4 separate regions of the Homo sapiens genome follow, and all the other regions are linked to region 1. Evidence: chromatin contacts called from ENCODE Hi-C or POLR2A ChIA-PET data. All regions are on one chromosome and are shown on one strand. Each heading gives the region's core, a stretch centred on a gene start or an enhancer-like site at or near the end of the contact. The rest is flanking DNA. Distances are from core to core; before and after follow the strand shown.

Evidence for each region. A loop is a pair of places that touch in the nucleus more often than their neighbours do. ChIA-PET counts read pairs that join two places held with the same protein, here RNA polymerase II (POLR2A). Pooled maps may share reads with other maps.
Region 2: a pooled map shows a loop between it and region 1 (2.9-fold over the local background). The contact joins two enhancer-like sites. A Hi-C loop is called at or near these places in 1 of 50 pooled maps. POLR2A ChIA-PET finds 5 or more read pairs at or near these places in 2 of 52 experiments (T-cell and activated CD4-positive, alpha-beta T cell).
Region 3: a pooled map shows a loop between it and region 1 (20-fold over the local background). The contact joins two enhancer-like sites. A Hi-C loop is called at or near these places in 1 of 168 maps with a recorded cell type or tissue (B cell), 3 of 37 single-sample maps with no recorded cell type and 9 of 50 pooled maps.
Region 4: a pooled map shows a loop between it and region 1 (2.3-fold over the local background). The contact joins two enhancer-like sites. A Hi-C loop is called at or near these places in 2 of 50 pooled maps. POLR2A ChIA-PET finds 5 or more read pairs at or near these places in 4 of 52 experiments (A549, AG04450, K562 and 1 more).

Annotation. Positions count from the first base shown.
Region 1 is chr9:129,133,725-129,141,705 of GRCh38, forward strand. It overlaps PTPA (protein phosphatase 2 phosphatase activator), which reads left to right. Exons shown (of 10, transcript NM_178000.3): 6 at 1,071-1,170; 7 at 2,747-2,871; 8 at 3,868-3,968. Among named protein-coding and RNA genes, the nearest start is that of PTPA, 26 kb to the left of the region's middle. RefSeq lists enhancers at 4,764-5,391, 5,860-5,949, 6,022-6,649, 6,070-6,119, 6,410-6,569 and 2 more and a silencer at 7,170-7,219. Within about 2 kb of position 5,632, at least 41 of the 41 ENCODE cell types and tissues checked have a DNase peak (open chromatin) inside an H3K27ac peak, as active enhancers do; they include B cell, where a contact is called at or near this core.
Region 2 is chr9:129,951,535-129,959,515 of GRCh38, forward strand. It overlaps FNBP1 (formin binding protein 1), which reads right to left. Exons shown (of 17, transcript NM_015033.3): 5 at 6,957-7,019; 6 at 5,826-5,930. Among named protein-coding and RNA genes, the nearest start is that of MIR6855, 86 kb to the left of the region's middle. Within about 2 kb of position 5,302, at least 7 of the 41 ENCODE cell types and tissues checked have a DNase peak (open chromatin) inside an H3K27ac peak, as active enhancers do.
Region 3 is chr9:129,882,056-129,890,036 of GRCh38, forward strand. FNBP1 (formin binding protein 1) reads right to left here. Exons shown (of 17, transcript NM_015033.3): 17 at 5,132-7,981. Among named protein-coding and RNA genes, the nearest start is that of MIR6855, 16 kb to the left of the region's middle. RefSeq lists enhancers at 2,355-2,649, 2,641-2,950, 2,749-3,430, 3,481-3,530, 6,141-6,540 and 2 more and a silencer at 3,721-3,970. Within about 2 kb of position 3,141, at least 36 of the 41 ENCODE cell types and tissues checked have a DNase peak (open chromatin) inside an H3K27ac peak, as active enhancers do; they include B cell, where a contact is called at or near this core.
Region 4 is chr9:129,690,125-129,698,105 of GRCh38, forward strand. The region is part of intron 1 of PRRX2 (paired related homeobox 2); the gene reads left to right. Among named protein-coding and RNA genes, the nearest start is that of PRRX2-AS1, 25 kb to the right of the region's middle. Within about 2 kb of position 4,172, at least 2 of the 41 ENCODE cell types and tissues checked have a DNase peak (open chromatin) inside an H3K27ac peak, as active enhancers do.

The DNA of each region.
Region 1 (7,981 bases), core at 4,382-6,881:
GGGTAAAGTCTGAGCTCTTTCCTATGGCCAAAAGGCCCATGTGACCTGTAGCCTCCTGTCATTACACGTTCTCCCTTGCTCTCACTGCCTTCGACATACTGGCCTCCTTAGTGTTCCTCAAACAGATCAAACTTTTTCTTGCCTCAAGGCCTGTGCACATGCTATTCCTTCTGGCTAGAATGCATTTCTTGCTTCCCTCACTCCCTTTGCCTTGCCAGCTCACATCTTTCAGATTTCAGATTAGATGTTACTTCCTTAGGGGAAACCTTGAACCCTTACGTCAGGGTCCTTCTGTGATATCCTCCAGTTAGTACCCTGTCTTTCTCCTTCAGAGCTGGAATCATAGTAGTGACTGTATATTTATAATGTCTGTTGTCCCTGATAGATCATAAACTTTCTGAGGGCAAGGACTTACTTGTCACTGTCTCCTAGTGCGTAACATGGACAGTGACTGCTTACATAGTAGGTGCTCAGTAAATATGGTGGAATTGCTGAGTGAGTTAAACCTACGTAATGAAATGTAAATGTCCAGCCCGGGTCTTTTACGAGTGGAATTATAGTACTGGTAGTTCTTTTTTTTTTTTTTTTTTTTTTTTTTTTGAGACAGTCTCACTTTGTCACCCAGGCTGGAGTGCAGTGGCCTTATCATGGCTCACTGCAGCCTCAACCTCCTGGGCTCAGGAGATCCTCCATCTCAGCCTCCTGAGTAGTTGGGACCACAGGCACATGCCACCATGTCTGGCTAATTTTTGTATTTTTTGTAGAGACAGGGTTTTGCCATGTTGGCCAGGCTGATCTCAAACTCCTGAGCTCAAGCAAGCTGCCTGCCTCAGCCTCCTGAAGTGCTGGGATTACAGGCATGAGCCACCATGCACGGCCAGTACTGGTATTATAGTTCTTGAAAGGAAAGGGCCTAGCAAGTCTTTCTGAATGGGGAAGAGGTCTCATTGTCTCCATGTTGACCACCCTCCTCAGAGGGGCACTTATCAATGATTCGGATTCTGGGAGACTAAAACAATCCCAGTCCTTTACCTGGACTACTGTCAACGCTGGTTGTTTTTCTCCTCCAGGGCATGAGGCAGCCTTCGCTGCTTTCCTCTGCTGTCTCTGCAAGATTGGGGTGCTCCGGGTGGATGACCAAATAGCTATTGTCTTCAAGGTGTTCAATCGGTGAGAGAAAGGACAGGAGGGTTGGAGGAGGGGGCGTGAGGGGCCATCTGTTTCCTCCTCAAACTGGGAAATGGGGTGCTCTAGGGTTCTCCTGAGTAGCTCATGGTTCTCTTGTCCTGTCCTAATCAAGCTCTGGCTGTGGATGGAGTGTCCAAGCCTTTTTTCCAACAGGTTCAAATTAACCTCCAAGTAAAAGCAAGTGAAAGAATTGTCACATAGGCCGGGCGCGGTGGCTCACGCCTGTAATCCCAGGACTTTGGGAGGCCCAGGCAGGCGGATCACGAGGTCAGGTGTTCGACACCAGCCTGGCCAACATGATGAAACCCCGTCTCTACTAAAAATACAAGAATTAGCTGGGCGTGGTGGCACTCGCCTGTAATTCCAGCTACTCAGGAGGCTGAGGCAGAAGAATTGCTTGAACCCAGGAGGCGGAGGTTGCAGTGAGCTGAGATCGTGCCACTGTACTCCAGCCTGGGTGACAGAGTGAGACTCTGTCTTAAAAAAAAAAAGAATTGTCACATAATGTCTGCCAGTATTGACACAGTGTTGACCATATGGAGGAAGAATTCTAAGCACTTTATGTATAACTCATTAATTCTAACAACAACCCTATGAAATAGCAACTGTTATTTCCATTTTACATATGAGGAAACTGAGGCACAGAGATATCCGGTGTCTTCACTGGGTTCACGCCAGCTGAACCCAGGTAGTCAGACTCTGACCTGCTGCCCCACACCACCCAAGCCAGTCGCTGGGCAGCACTGATGTGGATCAGTTACCCAGAGCTCTTAAAATCCCCATTGCGGGCCCCAGTCTAGCAGTGCTGCTGCAGCAGGCCTGTGACGGAGCCCAGGAGCAGTGCTCGATGCTTCACAGGTGGTTGATATGCAGCCTCTGATAATATAGAAGGTTGGAACCAGAAGAACCTAGGAGATAACCTGCTGGGACTTGTGTTAGCTTTCAGACAGGCCAACTGAGGCTGGAGAGGCTGAGGCCCTGCCCAGGGTTTTACAAGTTGTCAGGAGTTGATGGCACCAAAACCCACCTTCCTAATCAGTGATTTTTTATTTATTTATTTGTTTATTTTTTTTGAGACAGGGTCTTGCTCTGTCGCCCAGGCTGGAGTGCAGTGGAGAGATCTCGGCTCACTGCAAGCTCTGCCTCCTGGGTTCATGCCATTCTCCTGCCTCAGCCTCCAGAGTAGCTGGGACCACAGGCGCCCACCACCACACCTGGCTGATTTTTTGGATTTTTAGTAGAGACGGGGTTTCACCGTGTTGGCCAGGATGGTCTCGATCTCCTGACCTTGTGATCCGCCTGCCTCGGCCTCCCAAAGTGCTGGGATTACAGGCGTGAGCCACCGTGCCCGGGCCCTTAATCAGTGATTTTTATGCCTTTCCTGAGCCAAAAGATGGCTGAGTGTTTGTTGGGGGAAATAAAGCTACATTATTGAAATTGAGACCAGTTAACACTCTTCAGTGGTTATTTTGGGGTCTCCTTGTGCTCCCAGTGGCCGAAAGGGTGAGACTGTCTTTTTACTTTTTGCTACCTTCCCTTTCCCTGTCCTCCTGTGCAGGTACCTTGAGGTTATGCGGAAACTCCAGAAAACATACAGGATGGAGCCAGCCGGCAGCCAGGGAGTGTGGGGTCTGGATGACTTCCAGTTTCTGCCCTTCATCTGGGGCAGTTCGCAGCTGATAGGTACTAGAGCGGGAGGTGCCTATCCCTCCACCCCCAACCAAGGCTGCGTTCTGTGGCCCTCCCCTGCCCCTCCTGCGCTCCCTCCTTCCCTTCTTCCTGCCCAGGGCAGACAGTGACAGCTTGGAAAGCAGGGCATTAGACCAGCTATTGAGGGAGGCTGTTTACTGTCGACCTTCTGCTGTGAGAGCCCGTGTGGTGGGCTGGAGGAGGCGGAGGCCAAGCGCCACCAAGATAATGGGAAGTGACATGGGCTGGAGCAAGGGCGCACGCCTGGTGCATAATGGACTGGTGTGAAATGCGCCCCAGCTCCTGGCAGCAGCTGTGGGGTTTTATGTTGAAAATGAGGGACCCTTTTGATTTGGTGACCAGTGTCATCCACTGTTATTATCGAGCTGTGTGCAAAGGGGCCCGTTAGGGAGCAGCCGCCAAGTGCTGGGTGGTGGGCCTGCTTCCTGTGGGGCTCAGAGAGGCCTGCTCTGGTGACTCCCCAACTCTTGAAGCTAGTTTTCAGGATGGGCGTAGGTGATCATCTCTATTTTGATGAAGAATGAACTGCCTACAGACTGATATTCATAAATGACCATTAGTTGTGGCCTCGGGTGCATTGCCTCCCCGAATCTTCTCAGTGACACTGCGAAGGGTCTGCCAGCATGAAGCCGGCTCTGCTGACTGGCACCTGCACCAGGCACCATACTGAGTGCTGTAGGTGTGGTAATTGTTGTCATGGCCCCTAGGAGGAGGTGCTCTTCTTGTCCCCAGTGTCCAGGTGAGGAAACTGAACCTTGGCAGGCTGAAGTCATGCGTCCAACGCCATGCAGCTAGAGCTTAGCACATTAGAATACACAAACCCAGAGTTACTTATTGCTCCTTCAAGGTGAGGTGTTGAGGGCACCACGGGCAGGACTGAGGCCCCTGGGGGGGTGTGACTGCTGGGCCGGGTTGCCCAGGTAGTCGTGGGGCCTGGTTCTGAATGCTGGGGCCCATTCCTTTTCCCAGACCACCCATACCTGGAGCCCAGACACTTTGTGGATGAGAAGGCCGTGAATGAGAACCACAAGGACTACATGTTCCTGGAGTGTATCCTGTTTATTACCGAGGTGAGGAGGAGGGGTGAGAGAGAAGCCCATGGCTGCCTCCAGGCTCAGATGAACCAAGGCTGGTGGCCTTACAGTGGATCAGAAGAGCCAGAGCTGCTGCCCAAAATGGCAGGGCCGGCCGGAGCGGGTTATTGAAAAGGAAGCACCACTGGGCCTCTTCCGAAAGAGCCGCTGCTGACTGTCAGGTCCTCCGCCCAGTTCTCCTTCAGTTTCTCCTGAACACCACAGGAGTCTTGAGATGAGGGTCTAAGACTTGGTCACTAACTGGCCTTGGTGACTGCTGCAGCAGGTCTGAAAGGGTCGGGGCGGGCGGAGGTTTGTGGGGGAGGGTCAGCATCTTTCGGTGGGGCCCCACAAGGGTCTGTAGAACCATGTGCTGTGGATGTGTAAAATGAAACCACCAGAGGAGATGGAGCGAACTTCTGGTGCAGACAGCTTTTCTGTCGAAGGGACACGTCTCTGTCAGTGCCTGAGGACGTGGGCCCGAGCAAAGTGCTGGAGTGGGAGTGCGCAGGCCTGGCCTGTGGTGGCAGTCACTGGATAGCCAGCCCCACGGCTGGGTTCTGGAACTGGAAGTTATTGTCTCACCAAGGCAGGATTCCTTGCAGTGGGCCCTGGACCACTTGTGCGAGATCTCCTAGTGTGTTTGTTAAAACGCACATTCCTGGGCCCTCCATCCCAGCTTATTGCATCAGAATCTTAGGGGACAAGAGCCAGGAACCTGCATCTAAACACACGTGCCAGGCGACTGCACAGGAAAGCTGGGGACCCTCTGCTCTCTGGACCTCTCTTGAGGGAGGTGTTAGGACTTCTCATCCTCTCTGCCATCCCCATGCCCCAGTTTCCAAAGGGCGCCCTCGCTCAGCTATCTGGAGAGGGTTTGAGAGTTCTATCCCTCCTCAGTCCCTTTCCCGACACCAGCACGGATGTCTGCTGCCTCAGTGAGGTTCCTAGCAGGCCTGTGGATGCTGGCCACGGGGGCTGCTCTCCGTCCGGGCTGTGTATTCTGAGCCCCCGACGAGGTGGAGAAAGCTGGGTTATAACCAGCAGCCTTGGCTCCAGGCTCTTCCTGGTCAACATTCGGCTCAGGCTTCTGCCAAACTCCAGAGGCCAGAGGGGAATGACACATTTTTTCCAAGTCAGCAAATGGAGCCGGGACTGACGGCTGGGCGGCCACCACTTCATTCCCGGAGATCTGCTGCCCTCAGCAGTGTGGCAGGCCCAAGGTCGGGAGGACTTGGGGGCAGCCTGGCTCACTGCCTTGAAAGCCAGTCACGCGCTGCTCTCTGTGGAGTGGAATGTGGGGGTCTGCGGAGCCCTGGGGGACCTCAGGATAAGCTGGAGGAGCAGGGTGGGAAGAAGGGTGCAGATGCCACACTGAGTTCTTGGGTGTGGCTGAAAGGCTGAGCTGTTTGGGCTCCCCCGGCGGCTGGCCAGGCCTCTGGGTCCCTGTCGGTATTCTAACTAGGAGGCATGCCAGGCCTGGCCTCCAGGATTTTGGGAATTGATTCCATGGTAAAATTTTGTCTTTAGTTGGTTGGTTGATTTTGTTGGTATAAACACCCCAAAAGCTTTTCCAAAGTTTGGGACCCAGTTCCTCCAGTAGAGGAAATCTCAAAGTAGCCACTAGGTGGCAGGAGAGGCACACTGAACTTGGAGAGGGTTTGGTGACATTTATTTGAGGCAGCAGAAGGAACAGGGAGGGGAGGGCGTGCCTAGAGTTGTTGGCTGTTCCGCACCTTCTCCACAGGTCCGGGTTTTCACTTTGGGTCTAGGCTCTTGGGCATGGTGTTCAACAGTAGACCCTAGGAGGAGTGTGCCCAGGAGCCGGGGTGGCTGCAGCAAGGGCCCATCTTGCCACGTGGCCGCTGGTTGCAGCACACGTTGTGTTGGTTCTCCAGAGCGCCCACCCTCTTCCACCTCGGAGCAGTGAGCAGCATTTTGCAGTCCCTAGTTGGTGAGTGGCCTGGCCTAGCTCACTGGGGACCTGGAGGCTTGCATGGAGTTCTGTACGCCTTGCTTGGGAAGGAGGCAGTGTTTCCTCTGGAGACCCTGGATTCACCATGGTGCTCTTTTAACTGGGAGATTAACTAAAACACCGAGAACTTGGGAGTGGAATCAGGCAGCCCTTTCAGGGTCTCATGCCAAGACTGCCCTGATACCCGTGGGCATCCTAGGTGAGGGACCCCACCTTGCAGGGCCTCTACAGCCTCTGTAAATGCAGCCCTGGCGCCTTTAAGAGCCCAGGGCAGGCAGGAAAAGAATTTCAGTTTCAATCTGGCTTCTAAATTTGGAGTTTTGGGAAGGGAGGGATCAGATTTCAGCTGGAAGGGAAGGAGCTGACAGGAAGGCGCTGTGCAGAGCCTCCCCACCCCCGCCCATCCCCCCAGTTACTGACAGAGGAGCCATTTACAAAAGGCCGATTCTCTGGGGAGTGGAGAGGCAGGAACGCAGCGTCTGTGAGTAATTTCCTGCTCAATATGGCTGCTCTGACTCACACGATTCCCCTGGGGTCACTGCGGGCTGCAGCTCGCTCGCTCATTCTGGTTCTTTCTCTTCTCCCTTTGTGGCTAGAATGAGCTAATTTTTTCTTTGTCTTCCAGCCCCGATTCCTTTTTCTCCCACTCGTCTGTTTTCCTTTGCCAGAGTTACAGGCAAAGGACTGTAACCTCCCTGAAGGACTTAGGGAGACCCTGGGGTACTGAAGGCCTGGGGGCAGCCTGCAGCCCCTCCAAAGAAACTACCTCTCTGGCCTTTCTGTGTGTAGGGGCCCAGGGCCACTGGAGCTCCAGGACATGGGCCTAGCCCTGGCTCTGCCAGAGGCCTTTTGAGGATCTGTTCTTTGGCCCTGGTAGGCGAGGCTGGCCAGGAGGCAGGGGCTCTTGTCTTCCAGTGCCCATCTGCCTGCCTTTGCCTCGGAGCCCTTGCCGGGCAGGCCCCTGGCAGACAAAGCCGACAAAGCCGACAGGGTGCCTCCTGGTTGCTTGCTCAGAGGGCCCTGTCCAGAGAGTGAAACTGGTTACACAGCTCCATGCTCCCTGAGCTTTCCTGGGCCTGGAAGTGTGCACAGGGCTGGAGCCTGCAGACTGGGGAAGGGGTGGGGTAGGGTGGGGAGGTGGGGGAGGGGCTGGGGGTGGAGTGTGGTTGAGCAGGGCAGTTGAAACAAAGCTCCCCAGAGGTGAGGCCCCTGTAGGCTCGGGGTGCCTGGCTGCCCTCCTGGAGGAGAGAGCCTGGGGTGATTCTGAGTGAAGCGAGTGGTCCAAGACAAGGCCCCCAGGGACCAGAGTGGGCTTTGTCTCTGTTGGGTGCCTCGGGCTCTTGCCTGGCTGTGGTGGAGCCTGGGAGAGAAGAGGAGGGGAGGGAGGAGCCTGTTGTCCTTGCTCCTGAACATGGGTGTTTGGATGGGCTTTTTGGGAACCTGGGCCAGGGGAGGGAAATGAGGGGGATAAAATGACAGGTTTTTTTTGACTTAAATCTTAAAAGTTTTGTCACAGTTGCCCTTACTAGAGAAGTAAGAGGCCTGCCAGGAGTGGGTCACCAGGTGGCAGCCCATGGCTCAAGAGTGGGGGCTCCTGAGGGCTCTTGTGGTGAACTGATGCCCCTTTTTGGAGAGCGTTTCTGGCTTATCTTTTCTCCTTCAAAAAATAACCCAGTCTCCCCTGACACCCGCATGTTTCTAGAACCTTCCAAGTCTCTGTTTCTTTGCCAGATTCAGCCTCTTTGCAGAGTCTTCCTTCTGCAGCATGGGTCTGGGGTACAGAGCCCTGTTCCCCTGTAAATGCTGCCTATGAGCTGGGGGGCTGTGTCGAGGGGAATTATGAACTGCTTGGTTAATAAATACAAATGTGCTGGACTTGCGGTGTCAGGGGGATATGCTCAGGCACACAGGCGTCCCTCTGTGGTTTCTGACGTCATGGGAACTTCATGCTGGCTGCAGAATCTTTCTCTTCCGTCCTGGAGGGTCAGACTCTTTGGCAAGAGGGAGGACCAGGAATGGAGCCGTCCTTGTGCCT
Region 2 (7,981 bases), core at 4,052-6,551, 820 kb after region 1:
AAGTTCAAGTGATCCTCGCATTTCACCCTCCAGAGTAGGTGGGACTCCAAGGGCACACCACCATGCTAGGCTAATTTTTAAAAAACTTTTTGTAGAGACAAGGTCTCACCATGTTGCCCAGGCTTGTCTCAAACTCCTGGGCTTAAGCGATCCTCCCGCCTTGGCCTTCCAAAGGGCTGGGATTACAGGCATGAGCCACTATACCCAGCTTTATATGACTTCTTATATGGGGGAATTATTTTAGTATAACCCAGAAGTCTTGCTGGTCTATCTTGCAGTTTTACACAGCATCTTCAGGTTTGGATGCAATCACAGTAAGCTTTCTTTTAACAGTGAACTTGAACAATACCGTGAAAAGCATGACAAACAAGCTAAGGCTGGGTGTGGTGGCTCACACCTGTAATCCCAGCCCTTTGGGAGGCCGAGGCGGGAGGATCACCTGAAGGCAGGAGTTCGAGACCAGCCTGGCCAACATGGTGAAACCCCATCTCTGCTAAAAACACAAAAATTAGCCAGGTGTGGTGGCTCATACCTGTAATCTCAGCTACTCAGGAGACTGAGGCATGAGAACGGTTTGAACCCGGGAGGCACAGGTTGCGATGAGCTGAGATTACACCACTGCACTCCAGCCTGGGCAACAGAGCGAGACTCTATTTCAAAACAAAAAAACAAAACAAAAAACAGGCCAGGTGCGGTGGCTCATGCCTGTAATCCTAGCACTTTCGGAGGCTGAGGTGGGCAGATTACCTGAGGTCAGGGGTTCGAGACCAGCCTGGCAATATGGTGAAACCTCGTCTCTACTAAAAACATGAAGATTAGCCGGGTGTGGTGGCAGGCACCTTAATCTCAGCTACTTGGGAGGCTGAGGCAGGGGAATCGCTTGAACCTGGGAGGTGGAGGTTGAAGTGAGTGGAGATCATGCCACTGCACTCTAGCCTGGGCGACAGAGTGAGACTCAAAAAACAGAAAAAAACAAACAAAAAACCAGAAACCAGCCACATGCCATTTGCAAAAGACACATGTAAATATGAGGACAAAGAAAAGTATAAAGTCAAAGTATGGGAAAGATCTGCCAGGCAATGTTAACTTAAAGATATCTGGTTTACATCAGGTAAAATAGACTTTAGGGGATTAAGCTTGACTGGGAAAGGGGGCCACTTTTTATTGATGAAAAATGAAATCACTTGAACATATTACAATTCTAAACTTCATTTGTTTAATAGAATAACTCCATAATAAAAGAGTAAAATAGACAGAACATCAATAATCCTCTACCATTATCACTGTAATAGTTGTAGATCACTGGCAACATCCCATAAATGGTTTTGTGCACCTTTTACATATTAACTCAGTTAATATTCGCATCAATCCTGTTCCTCAGTGTCCCTATTTTATAGACAAGGAAATTAAGACATAAGGATGTTACACATTTTTCTCAGAAAGTGTTAGAACAAGTTGAAAAACAAAATCCTTAATGATAGGAATATTTGGATAAAACAGTAAGTTTGGCCTAATAAAAATACTAGAGAATACATATTATTTTCAATTACTTACAGAATATTTCTAAAAACTGACTGTGTACTAGGGTATAAAACGAATCTCAACAAATAGAGAAGACTCAAACTCATACAGATTTCCCAGGACCATAATGCAATTTAGTTAGAAATCTTGCCAGGTATGGTGGCTCACGCCTGTAATCGCAGCACTTTGGGAGGCTGAGGCGGGCAGATCACTTCAGGTCAGGAGTTTGAGACCAGCCTGGCCAACATGGTAAGACCCTGTCTCTCCTAAAAATACACACAAAAAATTATCCGGGCGTGGTGGTACACACCTGTAATCCCAGGACTAGGGAGGCTGAGGCAGGAGAACTGCTTGAACCCGGGAGGCAGAGGTTGCAATGAGCCAAGATAGCACCACCGCACTCCAGCCTGGGTGACAGAATGAGACTACGTCTCAGAAAAAATAAATAAATAAATAAATAAATAAATATCTGTAACAAAAGTTGAAATATGTCATACATTTGGAAATTTAAAACCATGCTTCTAAATTGATCATAGGTGAGAGATTAAACAGTAAAAGAAAGGACAAATATCTGGAAATGGACAACATTAATAATACCACATACCAAAATATGTGGGATACAGAGAAAACAGTACTTAAGTGGGAAGTCTGTAATCTTAATGTTTATAATGGAGAAGAAGAAAGACTGAGGTAAGCATCTAAAGAAAGAACTTTTTAAAAGGGTAATGGAATAAATCCAAAGGTAATGATAGAAGGAGAAGGAGGGGAATGGGGGTGGTGGGGGAAGAAGTTAAATAAATAGAAAATAAAAATAGAAAAGGGAGGCTCCACAAAGATAAAATCTGATACTAGTAACAATGATTTTAAGGCTGGGCACAGTGGTTCATGCCCATAATCCTAATACTTTAGGAGGCTGAGGCTGAGGCCAACCTGGGCAACATAGTGAGATCCCATCTCTATATACAAAAAATAATAATATAATAAAATAAGCATAAATAATTTCTTAAAAAACGTATCCAGAAAAAAAGAAAAAAGTATTAAAAAAGGTATTAGGAGTAAATAGGGGAGATATATGCAGCAAAAATTAAGGTGAGAACATATTATGGGCAACTTTTTGCCAATAAATTTGAAAATTTATGATGAAATGGATATATTACTATAAAAAGGTAACCCACTAGGATCAACCCAGAAGTAGACAATAAAATATGGAATCCGTAGTTTGTAACTGATTTACGCAAAGAAGTATCATAAAACATTTAAGGGATAGTGAGTTTAATTTTACATATATTATTTCAGAAAAAAGAGCAAACACTCCAAAACTCATAAGTAATGCAAAGTAGAACAGACAAGAAAGGAAAATTATAGATCAATTTCAATGAATACAGACCATTTCAATGAAAAATCTTAAATAAAATATTAATAAATTCAGCTACACATAAAAACATAATACATCATAATCTAGTTGAATTTGTCCCAGGAACACTAATTTGGCTCAATGTAAAAAAAACTGATTAATGTAATTGACCACGTTAATGAATTAAAGGAAGCAGAACAAATATTTAATGATATTCAATAATAAGTCAAGCTTAAAAAAAAGCTCTTGGCAACACAGGAAAAGGAAAATTGTTTAACCAATAAAGGGTATATTAAAATCATTCTTGGCTGGCGCAGTGGCTCATGCCTGTAATCCCAGCACTTTGGGAGGCCGAGGCTGGTGGATCACCTGAGGTCAGGAGTTTGAGACCAGCCTGGCCAACGTGGTGAAACCCCATCTCTACCAAAAATACAAAAAATTAGCTGGGCGTGGTGACGCCTGTAATCCCAGCAATTTGGGAGGCTGAAGCAGGAGAATCACTTGAACCCAGGAGGTGGAGATTGCAATGAACCGAGATTGCGCTAGTGCACTCCAGCCTGGGCAACAAGAGTGAAACTTCGTCCCAAAAAAAAAAAAATCATTCTTAATGGGGAACCTTTTGAAGCACTCTCTTTGCAATCAGGAACAAGCTGAGGAAGTCCACAATGATGACTCAGCAAAACAGAGGGCATAACCAGCAGAGTTAAGATAAGAAAAAATTAACAAAAGGCATGAAGATTGGAAAAGAAATGCAACTATCATTACTTGCTGCTGATATGACCATCTCTACAGAAAAAAACAGAAATGAAATGACAGTTTAGAGGCTGAGTGCTTTTTTTTTTGAGACGGGGTCTGGCTCTGTCATCCAGGCTGGAGTGCAGCAGCAGGATTGTGGCTCACTGCAAACTCTGCCTCCCAGGACCGAGCAATCCTCCCACCTTGGCCTCCGGAGTAGCTGGGACCACAGACATGGGCTACCATGCTCCACTAATTTTTCTGTATTTTTTATGGAGAAAGGGTCTCACCATGTTGCCCAGGCTGGATCTGAACTCCTGGACTCAAACAATCTGCTCACCTTGGCCTCCCAAAGTGCTGGGATTATAGGCATGAGCCCATACACCACACCAAAAAAAAAAAAAAAATTATTTATTTAGAGACAGGGTCATTAGCAGGGTGTGGTGGGCTCCTGTAGTCCCAGCTACTCAGGAGGCTGAGGCAGGAGGATCACTTGAGCCCTGAAGACAGAGGTTGTTGTTAGCCAAGATCACACCACTGCACTCCAGCCTAGGCGATACAGCGAGACTCTGTCTCAAAAAATAAAATAAAATAAAAAATAAAAATAAATAAATAAACATAAAAAATAAAATAAAAAGAGACCATATCTCGGTATCTCTAAAATATATACATATATACTTCTTTTAGCGCGCACACACACACACACACACACACACACATATATGAATGATACATACACTGATTTGCCTCATTCAACATAAAATATCTTTTGAAACTTTGGGCTAATCTAACTTATTTTAATTGAATAACATTTTAAATATTTAACTTTAGCAGCAAATTAATGTCTTTTGGTAAAGTAAGTATCTCCATTTTGAGATCAAATACAGATATTGAGAACACTCCCCTGCTCCTGAGATGGGGTCTCGTTATGTTGCCCAGTCTGGACTCCTGGGCTCAAGCAATCCTCTTGCTTCAGTCTCCTAAGTAGCTGAGTCTAGGGGTATGTGCCACAGCACCTGGCAAGAATATGTATTTTAATATATTTAATAATTTTAGAGAAAGGCATACTAATATTAACGTATACCTAGTCTTTAAGCAAGGAATTTGGCAGAATTTGGCAAATAATAGTTCACACCATTTCCCAACTAAACTCAACTCTAACTGATCTGTCAAAAGCTCAACAAATCTATAAAAACTCAGTGCTTTCACCCACATACAGCATGAAGCTATGAATGCCCAAACAACCATGGGCATCATGAATGAGTCCTTGTTATGTAAAAGCCTAATTTTGTTTACATTGTATTGATGACTTTAATAAAAATAAAATTCAGCTTCTAGGGAAAAAACGCATATTGAGCCACAATGAGAAACAGTATACACTTTATAATATTTCTAGTTGGCAATACAAGTCCATTTAGAGAAAAGCTTTTGAGAGGACTGAAATATGCAAGGCTTCAACTACAACCTCACTGTTATCAACCAGGAGGAATCAATTAGAAGTCAGGCAAGCAGTGAGACTATTGCTCTAAAGGAACCATTATAAGCAGCCAAGCTCTTCCAGATGGCCCTGTCCTGTCTCCTCCGGCTCTCAAGAAATTGACTTTCTCTTTGAAAAGCCATTAAGAGCCACAACCTTCTGGAACGTTGTTCCCAGACTGTTCATAGTCTAAGTCTCCACTTTATCACCCTGGTGACTCAACAGATAAAACGTCTCAAATTCTAACACCGAAGATTCCCCACACTTGAGCTTCTGGTCCCCACAATGGTTGACACAAAATGAAAATGATTCCCCATGTAGCGCCTTTTGTGGCTACATTAGAAATGAGAACTTGGGGATGGGTGGTCGGTGATGAACACTCACAGGGGAAATGAAAGACACACTTGAGCTTTCTTTTGTCTTTTTTTTTTTTTGGCGATAGTTTCGCTCTTGTTACCCAGGCTGGAGTGCAGTGGCGTGATCTTGGCTCACTGCAGCCAACGCCTCCTGGGCTCAAGCGATTCTCCTGCCTCAGCCTCCCTAGTAGTTGGGATTATAGGTGCCTGCCACTGCACTCAGCTAATTTTTGTGTTTTTCGTAGAGATGGGGTTTCACCATCTTGGCCAGGCTGGTCTCGAACTCCTGGCCTCAGGTGATCCGCTCACCTCAGCCTCCCAAAGTGCTGGGATTACAGGCGTGAGCCACCGTGCCCGGCCCACACTTGAGCTTTCACCTCACCTTTTCAACATCCGCTTTTGTGACATTGATGTCAGCGTCCATTTTCTCAAAGTACTGCTGCGCCCTGTCCGCCTCTTTGCAATCGCGTTCAAATCGCCTTTTACTCTAAAATCAGAGGAAAATAATTATGAAACCATAAGAGTCCTACGAGAAGATGTAATTTTATCTAAAGCTCCCAAAGAGCATTGTTCTTTTTCTTTTTTTTTTCTTCAGTCAGGGTCTCACTTTGTCACCCAGGCTGGAGTGCAGTGGCGCCATCTTGGCTCACTGCAGCTTTGACCTTCCCGGCTCAGGTGATCCTCCCACCTCAGCCTCACTAGCTGCTGTGACTACAGGCATGCACCACCATGCCCAGCTAATTTTTGCATTTTTTTGTAGAGACTAGGTTTTGTCATGTTGCCCATGCTGGTCTTGAGCTTCTGAGCTCAAGCAATCCTCCCGCCTCTGCCTCCCAAATTGCTGGGATTACAGGCGTGAGCCAATGTGTCTGGCCCAAGAATACTCTTCTCTGAATTGATTTCTTATATGTCATAATTTCTAGAAGTTATTTTAAAATCTGCATTTATTTCCATCAAAACTGTCTAATCTTTATTATTTCCACGTGACTTTTAGAAAAATACTCAACTTGAGCTCTTTTGGCTCAACTTTAGATAATGGTTCTAGAAACAAATTAAATGAGAAAAATCTATAAAGATGTTTCATTAGTGTTTTTATGTGCATGTTTTTTACTTTCTGATTGACTCAAGCTTAAATTAAATTGAAACTGGAAAATCTATAAAGACATTTCCTAGGCTGGGTGCAGTGGCTCACGCCTGTAATCCCAGAACTTTGGGAGGCCGAGGTGGGCGAATCACTTCAGGGCAGGAGTTCAAGACCACCCTGGCCAACATGGCAAAACCCCATCTCTACCAAAAATACAAAAATTAGCCGGGCATGGTGACGTGTGCCTGTAATCTTAGCTACTTGGGAGGCTGAGGCAGGAGAATCACTTGAACCTGGGAAGCAGAGGTTACAGTGAGCCGAGATCGCACCATTGCACTCCAACCTGGGCAACAGAGGGAGCCTCCGTCTCAAAAAAAAAGAAAAAAAAATCTATAAAGCCGTTTCTTTTGCTGTGCATTGTTCACTTACAGATTCAAGCTGCTTCCAGCAAGTCTCGATGTGCTGCTGTGCTTTACGGCCATCGTGAAAGTTCTGCAAAGGGGAAAACACACTGGTGATTAGTACCCTCTGCTTCTCTTATGAACCCAGGAGGAAACATTTTCATCCACTTAAACAACATCTAAATATTGAACCTCTAGTATGTATGCTCCAAAGAAATTTAAGAGTTGAAAGGGGTAGCCGGGTGCGGTGGCTCACATCTGTAATCCCAGAACCCTGGGAGGCTGAGGAAGAAGAATCGCTTGAGCCAAGGAGTTCAAGACAGCCTGGGCAACACAGTGAGACCCCCCACTCTACAAAAAAATAGAAAAATTAGCTGGATGTGGTGGCACACACTGATAGTCCCAGCTACTCTGGAGGCTGAGGTGGGAGGATCACCTAAGTCCAGGGAGGTTGACACTGCCACATTGAGCTGTGATTGCACCACTGCACTCCAGCCTGGATGACACAGTGAAACTCTGCCTCAAAAAAAAAAAAAAAAAAAAAAGGAAAAGGGAATAAAAAGCTTAATGTGGAAACGAAAACAAGAATAGTCATCACAGATGAAACAAGTTTCACTTGGGGGGAAAAAAAGCAGTCACAGAGTTCCCTTTACAGCTTTAGGTACAACTGTATAAAATTTGAAGACAGGCCAGGCATGGTGGTGAGCACACCTGTAGTCAGTTACTTGGGAGGCTGAGGTTGGAAGCTCACCTAAGCCTGGGAGGTTGAGGCCGCAGTGAGCCGTGATCGTGCCACTGCACTCCAGCCTGAGTGACAGAATGAGACCCCATCTCAAAAAAATAAAATAGGCTGGACGGTGGCTCACACCTGTAATCCCAGCACTTTGGGAGGCTGAAGTGGGTGGATCATGAGGTCAGGAGTTCAAGACCAGCCTGGCCAATATGGTGAAACCCCATCTCTACTAAAAAGACAAAAATCAGCCAGGCGTGGTGGTGCGTGCCTGTAATCCCAGCTACTTGGGAGGCTGAGGCAGGAGAATTGCTTGAACCTGG
Region 3 (7,981 bases), core at 1,891-4,390, 750 kb after region 1:
TTCCTGGAATCAGCCCCAGCCTCAGAGAAGTAGGGCCAGATGTGGCCAGTGATTGAGGCCAGCACATCCCACAGGCTAGTCTCCCTCCAGCCACCCAGACAGGCGGCTCCAGAGTGGCCGTGAGCAGGGGGTTACCTCCCCTTTGCACACTGGCCCTGGGCGTTCAGCAATACTGGTGTTCAGTAGTCTGAGTTTTTTGTTGGGTCTCATTTTGGGGGAGAGAAGAACTTGAGATTTTTATATATAACTTATCAACATTTATTTGTGAAATCCCATTGTTGCAGGAAAAAGGGGTTCCGATCCAGACCCCTAGAGAAGGTTCTTGGATCTCATGCAGGAAGAAACTCAAGGTGAGTCGCAGAGTTCACTGAGAAGAGTTTACTGAAAGCTGCTCAGGTACAGAGTAGAGCGTCCTCAGAAAGCAAGTGGAGGGATGCCCGTCGCTGTTTTCAACTCCTCTTATGTAGGGGTCTTAGCTATAGAAAAGCTACGCTGTGTCTGTCAGGTGGGCTGACAGCCTGACACAGTGGATTGCTCTGTTGATTTAAAGAAAGCCATCCTTGGCATCTTAGTGCATAAGCACATCGAAGCCTCACTGTGGTCATCTTCAAGCATACACTGTTGTGTGGCATCTGAACCTTCTCCATCGTAGGAGTTTGTCCTCGCAGGCGTTACGTAGCTGCTTCCTCAGACGTAAACATCTTAGGTTGTGACTGGCCTGGACTGTGCCTAATTTTTTGTTTTTTGAGATGGAGTCTCGCTATGTTGCTCAGGCTGGGGTGCAGTGGCACGATCTCGGCTCACAGCAACCTCTGCCTCCCAGGTTCAAGCGATTCTCCTGCCTCAGCCTCCCAAGTAGCTGGGATTACAAGCATGTGTCACCACATCTGGATAAGTTTTGTATTTTTAGGAGAGACAAGGTTTCACCATGTTAGCCAGGCTGGTCTCGAACTCCTGACCTCAAGCGATCTGCCTACCTCGGCCTCTCAAAGTGCTGGGATTACAGGTGTGAGCCACCGGGCCCAGCCTCCCTTGCTAGTTTTAGGTGGAGCCGAACTCAAAATGATGTCACCCTGGCTCCCCTAGGCTTCTGCTTCCCTGCCGCTATCAGATACGAGCGTACAGAAACATTTCAGCGTATGCAAGGATAACACGGTGACAAGGAACCAAGATGACACATTGCCAGTTCCATGGAAAGCCTGGGGCCCCTCCGGAGTCGGCCACCTTGCCTGACCCCAGAGGTGGCTCTTTGCATGTGGTTCCCTCATCCCGCCTTTTTTTTTTTTTTTTTTCCTGAAAAAAGCTTCATTTTATTATTATTTTTTGAGACAGAGTCTCACTCTGTTGCCCAGGCTGGAGTGCAGTGGTATAATCTCAACTCACTGCAACCTCTGCCTCCTGGGGTTCAAGCAATTCTCCTGCCTCAGCCTCTGGAGTAGCTGGGTCTACAGGCATGTGCCACGACGCCTGGCTAATTTTATTTTTTATTTTATTTATTTTTAGTAGAGACGGGGTTTCACGGTGTTAGCTAGGATGGTCTCGATCTCATGACCTTGTGATCTGCCTGCCTCAGCCTCCCAAAGTGCTGGGATTACAGGCATGAGCCACCACACCCGGCCAAAACATCATTTTAAAATTGAGCTTTCTGACTGTGCTCCTGCCCTTAACACCTTCCCAGCAACTTTCTGCTCCTTGATGAGGAAGGCACACTTGATCCTGTCGGGAACACGTTCACACAGAAGCACCAGATGCACTGCTGATGGGTTTTTTGTTTGTAGACAGGGTCTCACTGTGTTGCCCAGGCTGGCCTCGAACTCCTAGGCTCAAGTGATCCTTCTGCCTCAGCCTCCCAAAGTGCTGGGATTACAGGCGTGAGCCACCACGCCTGGCCGCTTGCTGACATGTTTTTGCTTTGGGGCAGTCTCATAGGAGCTTTAGGTCTCACAGCACAAACCCCTCGGAGTCAGCCCAGGCCCATGCCATGTGCAGACTTTGGCAGTTTCCCAATCTTGGTATAAAGGTAAACGATTCTCTTCCCAGGGGTTCGGGCCGGCCTAGTGCTGTTAGAGGCTGTATTCTAGGAAAGCCTATGACGGTTTGGGAAACTGGGCCATGCTGAGTGCCTGTAGACAGCGTTCCCGGAAGAGGAAAAAGCAACCTTTGTCTTTATGTGGGAATCTCTAAGCAATATTTTTGGCTTTGTTTACATTTGAAGGTTAGATATGTGTCAATCCACGTGATTGACATTGAACATGGAAAATGAGAATGAAAGTTTTGTCTGGAAGATTTATTTAGGAGGTTTGGAGACAGTTCTTGCACTACAGAAAGGTGGGCTGGAAATAGGTACCAATTTGCCTTAAAACGTTTCTTTTAAAATACCTGGCTTTTAAGGAGTTCAGACTGAGATGCCAAGATCTGAAGTCTGTGCTTGATTACTGAGCAGGGACAGGAAGTGCTCGGTGACTGGGGAGGCGGGGCTCAGGCCTCGCTCCCCACGGTGCCCCACGGTGGCTCCTCCTCCGCGCTAAGCCAGGGCGTGGCTTCAGCAGCGCTTCTTAGAGGAGCCGGAAAGGCGCCCCTGCACCGTGGGGGAGGCTGCAGGAGACCTGCCGCCTGCCTGTGGTTCTGTCGGCCATGGCGCTGCTCACAAACCTGCATCCGAATACATTTGCAAGGCGCAGCCACCCAAAAAGTGTAGTTCCTACCTTTGTTCTGTTTTAAATTCAGTGCAAACATAAATTATCCTGAGGGTCTTAATGCTACCTAATTTTGAGCCCCAGAGAGCCTTGGGGGAAGTGAGCAGAGGTTTCGGAATCACAGCCCCCTCTGGCTCGTCCCTTCTGCAACTTCACCTACACAGAGAGACACCTGCTACCTGGACGGAGCAAGGGTGAGCTGGGCGCAGAAGAAACACACGCCTTTGGGGAAAGCTAGGAGCAGTAGACAGCCTAGGCAATGTATGTTCTGGAAGGGTGTCCCAGGGTTTCTCAGGGTGCAGCCTCCATTCCTTCCTTCGATTTGACCCGGGACCAGCCTAGATGAGGGGGCCTGTGGAGAGCTGGAACTGGAAACAGGTTCTCAAGGGCAGGGCTCGGCACAGCGTGGCAGCCAGGGGCTGTGCGGACTGAAGGGATGCGGCCCTGTCCTAGGCTGAGACGTCCGTCCAGCAGGTGCCGCAGGGAGGAAGGGAGCCTTCCCCATCCCCGACGGGGACAGTGGGTCCGTGTTTCCTCCCACAGCTTTCGGCCCCTTAGCTCTGAGGACAAGGATAGGGTCCTTCCTCTGCTTCTTCTGTACCTTTTGTGGTCCGGAGATGTCCCCGGCGGAGGTCACTATACCATCTGGAGGTCTAACGGGAGGCAGGAGTGCTCAAGTCAAGGCCGAATGGGCACTCAGTGGGACCCTGGAGAAGCAGCTGACACACCAAGGGGCTGCCACGTGCCTGCTGGCAGCCTTCACACGCTCATCCCGGGTCTCAGAGGGCGCTGGCAACACAGATCCCTGCCTCCCCTATCGGGAAAGCGTTTTAGGACCAGGGAAAAGGAGGCCTCCCCCAGGCGAGTGCGCAGAGCCAGGGAACCCGTCTGGATGGTGGCTCTTTCCCACCATCCTTCTCTGGCAGCAGCAGTTCAAAGTGGAGCTTCCAGGCTGTCCCATACATTTCACGATTTCTGAGTCTTTCGCTTCAATTTAAAAAAAGCTGGGGGCACGACCGAATCCTGCCTCTGTCCACCGCCATCTCGTTCCTCATCGCAGGGGGCCCTTCTTGCTCCCTCCACTGCTGCGCTCTGCCGTCTGCTCCCGCCAGGGGTCCCCACCACCTCTGCGGACGGAGGAGCCGCCTCCCAGGCCCGGGCGTGCCCAGGGCGGGTGGAGGGCGTGGGGCGGGCCGGTATTTCCTGACCCGCTGGAGGAGCCGGCCCCACAGGCTTGTGGCCTCCCCGGAGCCGGTGAGTCAGGAACTTCCTACTTCAAGAGGCTTCCCCAGTGCAGCAGAAAACAAACTAGTCGCCCCCAATGCTCCCGACCTCTGTGATGTCCACACCCGCGGAAATGGGGGCCCCAAACCAGCAGGCTCTGTTCTAGGCTTCTCAGCGCTGGTGCGGCTCTTGGAGAAGGCTCGGCAGGGGCGGGTGGGGCATGGGGGGGTTCACAGGTGGAGACAGCCCGTCTCCGCCCCACAGACGGCTGGGCGCAGTCCCGAAATATTCTTCCCAAGTGGACTTTTTTGCTGACAACCTAGAGGAGAGGGTTTCGGGTAGGATAACAGTAGATCCACCTTGTTCCCTTGTGCCACACTGTGTCACACTGGGAACCAGCAATTCTCAATGGTGCCTTGAAGCCAACTGCACGCACTTGTGGTTAGAGGTTACCAATGGCCCCATATTGGTGCCCTCACCTCCTGCCCTCCGCAAGTGAGGATGCTTGGCATCAGCAGAGCTGCCAGGTCTGCACTTGGTGTAGCTGCGAATATGTCATTTCCTGGACAACTGTTTTCCTAAAACAGTGCTAAAAAAAAAAAAAAAAAAACCCTTGGGACACAGAGAAGTGTGGGCACAAACCAATCCTATCTTCCCCCAAAAGGCCAGGGTGAAATTTTCAAAGCTGGCTGTGGAAACGGGGCCTCCCACTGCACATGTCCAGCCAGTGCCAGGCACAAGGCTGCTGCCCTTTCGAGTTGTCCACGTGAAACAGCTCCGCACTGCCTGCAGCTTCACAGAAACTAGTGATTCCAGCCACGCCACCAGGAGTACCGGCTTGAGCACTGGTGATACCAGATAAATAATGAAACTCAGGTGTGCCCTCATTTCACCACCTCCTCCTGCCCCAGCCCCAAGCAATGAGGTCCCCAAAGAGCTAGAGCAGCAACCAGTTGAATGTGCATGCAAAAAATACTCCTGGCCATAAGCAGCCTCTCGCAATCCTCGCACTACATCAGCCCGAATTCCACGTCACCACGGTCTGAGAGCCTCCCCCTCCACCGTGGATGGGGGTGGAACTGAGAGCTATCTAGGTCTCCAGCTCCTCCCAGGGGCCAGCTCCCCAGCCCAGGGGGCTTCCAATGACACCAGGCTGCTTCCACAACTAGGGTCATATCTTCATGCAACAAAACAGTCCCGTGACACGGAGCCACAAGTTATATTTTATTTTAACACGAGATTAACATATAGTTACAAGGTCAATACAAGCCTCCAGTGGAAGCTCTTTATTTGGTTTAATTCCATCTCCAGAGACAAACAGGCAACTCTAGGACCTTTACAGTGGCGATCGGCCTCACACAGCAAAATGCCTCCAAAGTTTAGAATTAGTGCAACACACATACGAACATTTTAAAGGTGCTCAACATCAGGTTAAAATAGAATTCTGGACCTTTTTAAAAAGTTTTTGGATGATATAAGCACAGGAGGCAGAGCCAATAAGAAACATGAAACCAATATTTCTGGAAAAACACTTAGCATGAACGTCACTTTTTGACGTCGTGTAAACTTTCTTCTGCAATGACGGATGTTACCAAAAGGCATCGAGACCTTTGCGCTGCGCTGGTTAGACAAGCCGCAGGCTTATCTCCACGGTGAGCAGGATAAAAACCCCCAAGGAACAGCCCATGACAACCTTCTGTGCCTTTTTATACTTTCCCATCCTACAAAGGAAAAACTGGGTAAAGGACAAGTTCCTCCCTTTCACTGCGTTTCTAAGAACTTTTCAGGGCAGGTTCTTTTAAAATTAGTCATCTTACAACACAACAGTATTCTAGCACGGTGGCGAAGTGACAGGCGGCAGATACGGGGGAGGAAGGAGACGTTCACGGGAAATTCCACATTCTACTCTATGTGAACTGCTCCAGAAAAATACAGACATGATTTCACAGTAGGATTCCCAGAGTAAATGATGATACATAGGACAACTGACCTCCTCTAAGAAGCCCGGCTGGGGCAGCAGTGAGCTTTTCATGGAGCCACGCAGACTGGCCCGGAAGCAACACCCAGGTTCAACATTTAAGAGCACTCGCTATAACATTCTTTTTGGACGCAGGTGGTGGAAAAGTTTAAAAAACAGGCGGAGGAGTGACGGGGGGATACAAGCATATCCTATACTGGGGGTGACGGTCATTCAAAGAGCAAATTACTGCAGCTTATATCTTTTCCACTATGTTGCAAGAAATGAATCTATCCTGACCCATAATATGAAAGATGTGACGCACATGCATTCCCGAGGCTCTAAAATCCCATTTTAAAGAACCGTTTCACATCCTCGTGGAGTGGAGAGTGGTCCACTTGACTTGGTGAGGTCAGAAGTTCCTGAAGATCCCTGTCGTCCCCGTTGGCGGGGGAGCCCATTGTGGAGCTGTGGGGACTGCCACACTCACCATGCACCTGTTGGTTTGCAGGGACAGAGGTGCGGCCCTGACTCTTCTCACCCTGTGTCATCCGGGCTTGTCTTTCGTCTGTCAAGTCAGTCCTCCTGCGTGACTGATGGGTGCACCACGCTTAGGTCACCCGTTGCAGGGACCGGAAGTCCATGGCTCTGCCGCAACCCTGAGCGGTTTGCAGTCCCCCCCGGGGAAGAAGCAGTCAGAGAGGCTCACGCTCACCTACTTTAAAAACCCAAAGCCACTTCCTCTTCACCTGCCTGGGCCTCAGCGTCTCTGCGCTTGTGGTTTCTCGTCCCCGAGGGCTGACTGAGCTGCTCCGGAAGGGTGGTGTGTGGTCAACCTTGGTTGGCTGAGAGGAGCAATTTCCTGGTTTCCACAAGTAAAGACAGCCCCATCCCTTGGGACCTGTCCTTTCCGTCCCTGTCCCTTTGGCTTCTATAGGACTTCCTTGTCTTAGATTCATAAACAGCAAGAGGAACTGAGGATGCTTGAGGGGACCACCTAGTTACCAAAGCCAAGCAAAGAATAAAGCTGCCCGACGTCATCCCCAGGCTTCCGTGGCGCTCTCGGTCACAGGAGCTCTAGGCCAATGGTTCCTCTTGACTGTTTCTGCACCAAATGAGAGGAGGGGCTGCTCTGCTCTAAGGCGTGGCGGGGGGGGGGGGTGGTGGCCACAGATTAGGGGACCTCAGGTTTTCCTCAAAAACCCACACAGGGAAAGAAACTTGGCTCTAAAAGCAAACTCAACGAATTCCACATGCCCTGAAGAGCACGTGATAAAATACAAGGGTGGTGGCGGCGGGATCCCTCAAAGGACCACGAGAGGCACGGGGTCTTTGGTGATGAAAGTGCTAACCTCGGCGGGGTGCGGTAGCTCACACCTGTAATCTCAGCACTTTGGGAGGCTGAGGCGGGCGGATCACCTGAGGTCAGGAGTTTGAGACCAGCCTGACCAACACGGTGAAACCCTGTCTCTACTAAAAATACAAACATTAGCCGGGCGTGGTGGTGCACGCCTGTAATCACAGCTATTTGGGAGGCTGAGGCAGGAGAATCGCTGGAACCCAGGAGGTGGAGGTTGTAGTGAGCCGAGATCATGCCACTGCACTCCAGTCTGAACAATAGAGCGAGACTCCCGTCTCAAAAAAAAAAAAAAAACAACAACAAAAAAGGAAGTGCTACCCTTTTCAGATGCTAATCCTGGGGCTCCTGGAAAGGAGAGGATGTTCGCTTTGCAATGAGCTGGTGCAGAGGGGAGGGCCTCGCTCACAAGCGCATGATCTACAGTTCTCAGGGACAGGAAAGTGATGGGGAGGACAGGCGTGGGCTCCTCATGGCCGGTGGACACAGGCGAGTCAACAAGGCGAGCTGGAATTCGACTTCCAGTGTGGACCTCCCCAGGCCACTGAAAACAGGGCGTCAAACCAAAATGTGTGTATGCGCACGCGTGTGTACTGGTGGGTGTGCCTGTGGGTGTGTGTGTACCTGCCCCCCTGCCTGCCAGATGCTCCCAGGTTGAGGGCATAGTGAAAGGGTCAATGTTTAGTATGAGGTGCAAGCCTAGAATCCAAAAAGGACCACTGAGGACTTCACAGACTCAGGAGAGGA
Region 4 (7,981 bases), core at 2,922-5,421, 550 kb after region 1:
CTGTCCCACCCTGCTGCCTTCATCCCTCCCACCTTACCCAGCCTGTCCTCCTCTCCGCTGCGATCCTCTGTTTTCAGGGCTGCGTCATTCTCTCCCTGAGAGTTGGCCTAAGAGCTGGGGCCCGAGTTTTCTCCAACATGACTTTTCCAGCCCTCTGGGCACACTTTTGAGGGTAACAACTCACTTTAGAAAGGCCCCTGCTGCCCGGCGCAGGTGATGGAGTTGGCACACAGGTTGTATCACGCCAATGGGTAGGATCTGAACCCTGATCAAGGTACCCAGGATCTGGAGACCTGAGAGGGCCCTCCCAAAGGCAGCAGCTCTGGGGGCTGCTAGTCCTTGGACAGACATGACTAGCACCATAAGTACGGTGCCAGCTCTTTTTTTTTTTTTTTTTTTTAAGACGGAGTCTCGCTCTGTCACCCAGGCTGGAGTGCAGTGGTGCGATCTCGGCTCACTGCAGTCTCCGCCTCCTGGGTTCAAGCGATTCTCCTGCCTCAGCCTCCTGAGTAGCTGGGATTACAGATGCCTGCCACCACTTCTGGCTAATTTTTTGTATTTTTAGTAGAGATGGGGTTTCACTATGTTGACCAGGCTGGTCTTGAACTCCTGACCTCATGATCTGCCCGCCTTGGCCTCCCAAAGTGCTGGGATTACAGGCATGAGCCACCGCGCCCAGCCAGTGCCAGCTCTTAACTCTCAAATGGGCTCTACACCATGAGGCCATCTCCAACAAAACACAGCTGCATATGGGTAAGGATGAGAGGAGAGAGGCAAAAATAAGACCCTCTCCTTTAGGTGGGCTGTAAACTAGAGTGGTGTGCTTGTGCCCGCTTGTCCTACTGCACAAGAGCCTATTGTTAAGTTTTTAGAATTTTGGAAGCTGGTTGTCAAACACAGATATTATTAAAAATTAAGGCCCGGACACAGTGGCTTATGCCTGTAATCCCAGCACTTTGGGAGGCTGAGGCGGGTGGATCACTTGAGGTCAGGAGTTCGGGACCAGCCTAGACAACATGGTGAAACCCTGTCTCTGCTAAATATACAAAAAAAAAAAAAAAAATTAGACACGCGTCATGGCGGGAACCTGTAATCCCAGCTACATGGGAGGCTGAGGCAGGAGAATTGCTTGAACCTGGGAGGCAGGGGTTGCGGTGACCCAAGATCGCACCATTGCACCCAGCCTGCATGACAAAGCGACTCTGTCAAAAAAAAAAAATTATATAAACTTACAATCACAGAAATTATATTTAAAACACAGGCAATAGATACTCAGATCTCATCTCTTTCTCATAATTTTACATTTTGCTGTTATTTATGCTTGAGGTTATTTGCACTGTGGTATCTGGATGGTAGGAATACCACACACTGGTGGGCTTTAGGGCACCTCTTCTCGATTTCGTCTTCATTGATGTTATGTTGTGGCTTGAAATTGGCCATGGTAGAAGTATTTATACCCCAGAAATTGACAAACACTGTAAATTAAGGATCTCCTCCCCCACAGAGAGCCAGTTGTGAAATTTATTTTTTAATATTCTTTTCCCTTTTTAAATATACTTTTTTTTTTTTTTTGAGACAGGGTCTAGCTCTGTCATCCAGGCTGAAGTGCAGTGGCATGATCACAGCTCATGGCAGCCTCCATCTCCCGGGCTCAAGCCATCCTCCCACCTCAGCCTCCCTAACAGCTGGGACTACAGGCACACACCACCATGCTCAGCTAATTAAAAAAATTTTTTTTGTAGGGACAGGGTGTCACTGTGTTTGCCCAGACTACAGGTATGAGCCATCGTGCCTGGCCTAGACGGTACTTATTTATTTATTTATTTATTTTATTTTTGAGGCAGGGTCTCACTCTGTCACCCAGGCTGGAGTGCAATGGTGTGATCTCGGCTCACTGCAATCTCCACCTCCTGGGTTCAAGCGATTCTCCCACCTCAGCCTCCCAAGTAGCTGGGACTATACAGGTACACACCACCACGCCTGGCTAGTTTTTGTATTTTTTTTTAGAAGTGATAAGGTTTTGCTGTGTTGACCAGGCTGGTCTCGAACTCCTGACCTAAAGTGATCTACTCTCCTCTGCCTCCCAAAGTGCTGGGATTACAGGCATGAGCCACCACGCCTGGCCTAGACTTTATTTTTTTAGAGCAGTTTTAGATTCACAGCAAAGTTGAGTGGAAAGTGCAGAGATTCCCCATCTATCTCCTGTCCCCACCTCCACCCCCACCATCCCCCACCAGAGTGTTACATTCGTTACAGTCAGTGAGCCTACAGTGACATACCATCATCACTCAAAGTCCATAGTGTACATTGGGGTTCCCTCTTGGTGTTGTTCATTCTGTGGGGTTAGAGAAATGCATAATGACACGGATCCACCACTGCAGTATCACCCAGAGTGGCTTCACTGCCCTAACAGTCCCCCGGGTTCTGCCTCTTCATCCGTCCCTCCTGCAGCCCTGCAACCACTGACCCTTTTACTATCTCCAAAGATTTGCCTTTTTCAGAACGTCATGTGGTTGGAATCATACAGTATGTAGCCTCTTGAGGTTGGCTTCTTTCACTTAGTAAATATCCATGTAAGTTTCTTCCACATTTTTTCATGGTTCGATAGCTCCTTTTTTCAGTGCTGAGTAATATTCCTTTGTCTGGATGTAGCACAGTTTATCCATTCACCTACTGGAGGACGTGTTAGTTGCTTCTAAGTTTTGGCAATTATGAACAGAGCTGCTATAAACATCCCTGGGCAGGCCTTTTTGTGGACAGAAGTTTCCACCTCATTTGGGTAGGAACCAAGGAGTGTGATGGCCAAATCGTACGGTAAAAGTATGTTTAGTTTTGTAAGAAACGGCCAAGCTGTCTTCCAAAGTGGCTGTACCATTTCGCATTCTCGCCAGCAGTGGATGAGAGTTCCTGTTGCCCCACATCTTCGCCAGCATTTGGTTGTCAGTGTTCTGGATTCTGGGCATTCTAATAGCCGTGTGGTGGTATCTCACTGTAGTTTTAATTTGCATTTCCCCAGTGATACAAGATACGGTGTATCTTTCATATGCTTACTTGCCATCTGTCTGTCTTTTTGGTGAGGTGTCTGCTCAGGGCTTCCGTCCATTTTAAAATCAGGTTGTTTATAATTTAATCTGCTAAAGAAGTTTTCTCATGGTAGATAGTCTTTTAAAAAAAATAGATTGTTCTCAGCTGGGTGCGGTGGCTCACACCTGTAATCTTAGCACTTTGGGAGGCCAAGGCGGGCGGATCACCTGAGGTCAGGAGTTCAAGACAAGCCTGGCCAACATGGCGAAACCCCGTCTCTACTAAAAATACAAAAATTAGCTGGGCATGGTGGTGGGTGCCTGTAATCCCAGCTACTTGGGAGGCTGAGGCTGGAGAATCACTTGAACCCAGGAGGCAGAGGTTGCAGTGAGCTGAGATCACGCTATTGCACTCCATCCAGCCTGGGCGACAAGAGCGAAACTCTGTCTCAAAAAAAAAAAAAAAAAAGATCGTTCTTTTGGGGCAAAACTCGCCTTGCCATCATTACTGGTTAATACAGTATTTATGTGCAGGAGGAAGAATATTGTCCCTATTGGAAATATGTCCAGAGAGGTTGGATAATTTTTCCTGCCACCACCAAGGCCTTGGAAGAGGGACGAGGGTTTGCCTCCTGGCAATGCCACATTGCTGCTTGTTTATTTTAAAAGGCAGAATTGAACATCATTCTCTTCAAATGTCTTTCTGTGGTCTATGTGGAACTTCCCAAAATGAGCGTGTCAAGGGACAAGGGATGGTAAGACGATGCCACACGTGACATAGTTTGCTGTGTCCTTGGAGGTAGAAAGGGCCCCCAGCAGGGAGTGAAGGCAGAGTCCTTGCTTGGGGTTTTTCTGAAGCTCTTCCTGAGCCCATGGCAGACGAAGCTCATCCACCAGAGACCCTCCGAATCCTCCACAACACAGGGTTCTAAGCAGCTACTAGCAGGCGATCAGGAGTGGCAGGGAAATGACACCATGAGCCAGCCCCGGCCTGAGTGTGCTCAAAAACACCCCACGTCTCCCCTTTAATTTTCTAAGACAGTCTCCCTCTGTGGCCCAGGCTGGAGTGCGGTGGCCTGATCCTGGCTCACTGCAACCTCTGCCTCCTGGATTCAAGCCATTCTCCTGCCTCCCTGGATTCAAGCCATTCTCTCAGCCTCCCGACTAGCCGGGACTATGGGTGTGTGCCACCATGCCCGGCTAACTTGTGTATTTTTAGTAGAGATGGGTTTTTGCCATGTTGGCTGGGCCAGTCTCCAACTCCTGACCTCAAGTGATCCGCCCGCCTCGGCCTCCCACAGTGCTGGGATTATGGGCATAAGCCACCGTGTCCAGCCCTTCAGAAGTCCCTTCTGACTCTGACATTCTGTGCTGGCTGCCTCCTGGGGAGAAGGTGAAGGGAGATTCATGCGTGCTCGGCAGGGAGGCAGCGCGGTTCAGGGGTTGGAAGCTTGGGTGCTGGAATCTGGTGCATCAGGATGTGGATGAGTCCCAGTTCTTCCACCAACTGGCTGTGTGGCCTTAGAGAAGTCACTTGACCCCACAGATCCTGTTTCTTCCTCTTGTTAATACTTGCTTCCTGGGTTTGCAGGTGTGAGGATTCCTCCAAGCTCTGTGTGTGTGTGTGTTTAAAGTACCTGGCACATAGGGGAGTCCATGGGGGGCAGCGGAGGGAGCCCCATTCAGAATAGTGATAAACACTATGATGTGTGCCATGACCCTAGTGGTCCAACGAAGGCTTCATGGCTGGGCCAGCCTTCTGGCCTGGGGGATTCAGCCACCATCCCCTCTCATCAGCCCCCCAAGACCCACTTGCCTGCAGCTTCCAGATGAAAGGGCTCACCATGGAGGAGGAATGGGGCGAGCTGCAGGCTGGCTCAGAGGGGTCTGGGGGCAGGGTCCCAGTACCCACTGATTAATCTTTTGGGGTCACCTAGCAGTCCAGGGAGAACCCCAACACCCCACAGGCAAGTGGCTGGACCTGGCCAAGGCCAGGGCCTCATGAAGATCCAGGGTCATTCTAGAAGTTCTAGGAGGATTATTCCCTTCTCCACCCCACAGTCCGTGAGTGTGGATAGGTGGCCCGTAATCAACACTCCCTCCAGAGGTTTCTGGCTAAGGGGGACAGAGGAGAGGCCATGGAGGAGAAGGAAAGGCAAGAGGACAGAGTTCTGTGACCTGAAATTGCCACCAGCTGTCTTTAGCCCCAGAGGAAACTGTCTTTTCAAAGAGAGAGGCTGCGGAAATGGCAGATGCTTGAAGAATCAGCTTCCCTCCAAATTCCCGGTCTCTTGCTCTGGGCTTTACTTGACCAATGTGCTTCTTTGGTTTGGTTTTTATACACCCCACAGCCTTGTTGTGTTTACCCCCTTTTCAGGCCTGCTGGGGAAGGGCTCAGTCTTAGCCTGGCACAGAGCTGGGAGCCGGGCCGGGAGCCCCCAGCTGGCAGGCACCTCCCTTTCCTGGCCCACGCTGCTCTTCCTCCAGGCCCCCGCCACCCCAAACCTTTAACAGGAGACTTGGCTGGGAAGTCAAAAGGACTTTCCCGCTGCTTTCAGATGCTTAGGCACATTCACCAGGCCATTATGGGCCTCACTACCTTTAGGCGGGGAACTTTTTAAAAGTGAGTTTTTTTTCTAAAATCCAGAATTTCTGACAGCCCAAGTTAACAAGCCCCCACAAGTGAATTCAGAGAGCATTAACGGGAAAGTTCTAAACAGAACCTCTGCTGTCATGTAAGCAGCTCAGAAAAAAACACTCTTCTCCCATTTTAAGGGTGAACATGGCACTTTGATGTGGCCCCATTTCCTTATAAAGCCCCCTCTGAGAAGGCGGAAAGCTGAAGTTTAATCTGGAGCCAACAAATTACTTGGAATTTGCAAGCACACATGCTTAGCCCATAGGAGCTAAAGTCCACAGTAAAAGAAAGAAAACGAAAAAAAAAAGAAAGGTGGGGTAGGGAGTCACAGAAGGAGAGAAAGGGAGGAAGACAAAACCCACCTCCACTCACCAACTGGCTAAGACTCAGATGTATTATCATGGAATCTAGTGTGGGGGGTCCTAATGCTCACAGCCCCCTTTTCAAAACGAAAACAAGCCACATACCCCTGAATAGTAGAATGGTACTTCTAAAGCAGGGCACCTTGGCTGGGCACGGTGGCTCACGCCTGGAATCCCAGCACTTTGGGAGGCTGAGGCGGATGGATCGCTTGAGCCCAGGGGTTAGGCACCAGCCTGGGCAACATGGTGAAACCCCGTCTCTACAAAAAATACAAAAATTGGCCAGGCGTGGTAGTGGGCGCCTGTAATTTCAGCTACTCTAGAGGCTCAGGTGGGAGGATCGCTTAAGCCTGAGAGTTCAAGGCTGCAGCGGAGCCCAGATCGCGCCGCTGCACTCCAGCCTGCGCCACAGAGTTAGACCCTGTCTCGAAAAAAATAATAGTAATAATAATTTTTAAAAAATACATTTTATAAAGCAAAGCTACCCTCGGTTCCCGGTTTGATAAGGGGTGGATTCCAAATAAGCAGCTGTCTTGCCGCCTTGCCAAGGGAAAGGAGCTGGGCAAATTCCTGCAGAGTCCCCACAAAGCTTCACTTTCCCCAGATGCTTGGGTGGGAGGACCCTCGCTAAGGGATCAAGGTTGCAGGTGCAGAGGGGGTCCCTGACAGAGGGAGGGCAAGGGAGGGGCGCCCCGGGTGAAGGTGACTTTGAGTTCCAGGTGTGTGGGCTAGCAGTTGAAGAGGGGGTGCAGCGCGGACCCCCCTGGGGCCAGAGTCCGATAGACCAGCTGAATGGCCGCTCTGCAGCTTTCTCGCTGTGTGACCTTGGGCGACTGACCTCCCTCCCTAGTCTCGGTTATCCCGACTGTTAAACGGGGACGGTAGCAGCAGTACCTGCCTCATAGGGTTACCGTGTGTGGAGACACGCCCATAGGCGCCCGGCCCGGCCTGGCCCTTAGCCTTGGCCTTGGCCGGAGCTGGACACGTAGGAACTGCCTTTGTCACTAATCGGGGGTTGGATTCCCTTGCACTCGGTGCCAGGATAGGAAAGAGCAGTCAGTCCTGGCTCCCACCCGGGACCTGCCTGGAGAGCGGGAGTGGAGAGGGAGGTGTCTGAGCTGGAAGGAAGGCGAGGAGGGAGCTGGCTGGGCTGCAGGGGAGCGCTGCGTCCCGCTCCCCCTCCCCTAGGCCGTGCCCCCTCCCGCCCGGCCGGGGCGCGCACCCTCGGAGCAGCTGGGCGGCGGCGGCGCGGGCAGCGCGGGGCTGGGCGCGGGATCTATTAACGTCTGTGTGTCTGGGCCGCGGGACTGCGGCGAGGCAGGCGCCAGGGGCTCGTCTGGAACCAGATGTGCCGCGGCGCCGCTCTGGCCGCCACCAGCGCGGCGCGCTCGCACGCACTGGCTGGCGCGCACATGGCCGGGCTGGGCGGCGGCGGCTGGCGCGCCGGCCCTGGCATCCCCTGGATTTCGGACCGACCCCAGACCCGCGCGTGCGGAGGGGAGACCCCCGCCCAGCAAGCCAGCTCCCCGTCCAGATGGGAAAGCCACCCACGAGACGGGTGGGGTCCGCCTCGCCCCTCGGCCCTGTCCCGGGGGAGGGAAAGATGGCTTCTCAGAAACCTGCCCCCCTGCTAGCGCCCCCGCTGTCTCCACCCCACAAAGGGCTGGGGACGCTTCCCCGCCCCCCGAAGTTTGTTTTCCTAAGTTTGTGCGTAAGATTTTTCAAAATTCTGAGTCAGAGCTTCCCCTAAGATGAGGCCTTTGGGGCATGCGAGAAACGCCAAAATGTGGGTGGGGGAGGGGAGCGTGGAGGTTGGAGGGTTTTAAGCGCCGGGATTCGGAAGGGGGCTTTTCACCCACTGGGTGAGTACAAGGGCTTCATTGAGGCCGGTCCCAGCTCCGCACCAAATCTGTCTTAACCACAAGGTGGTCCCTGGTCCTGGCTGCTGTCAGCACCGA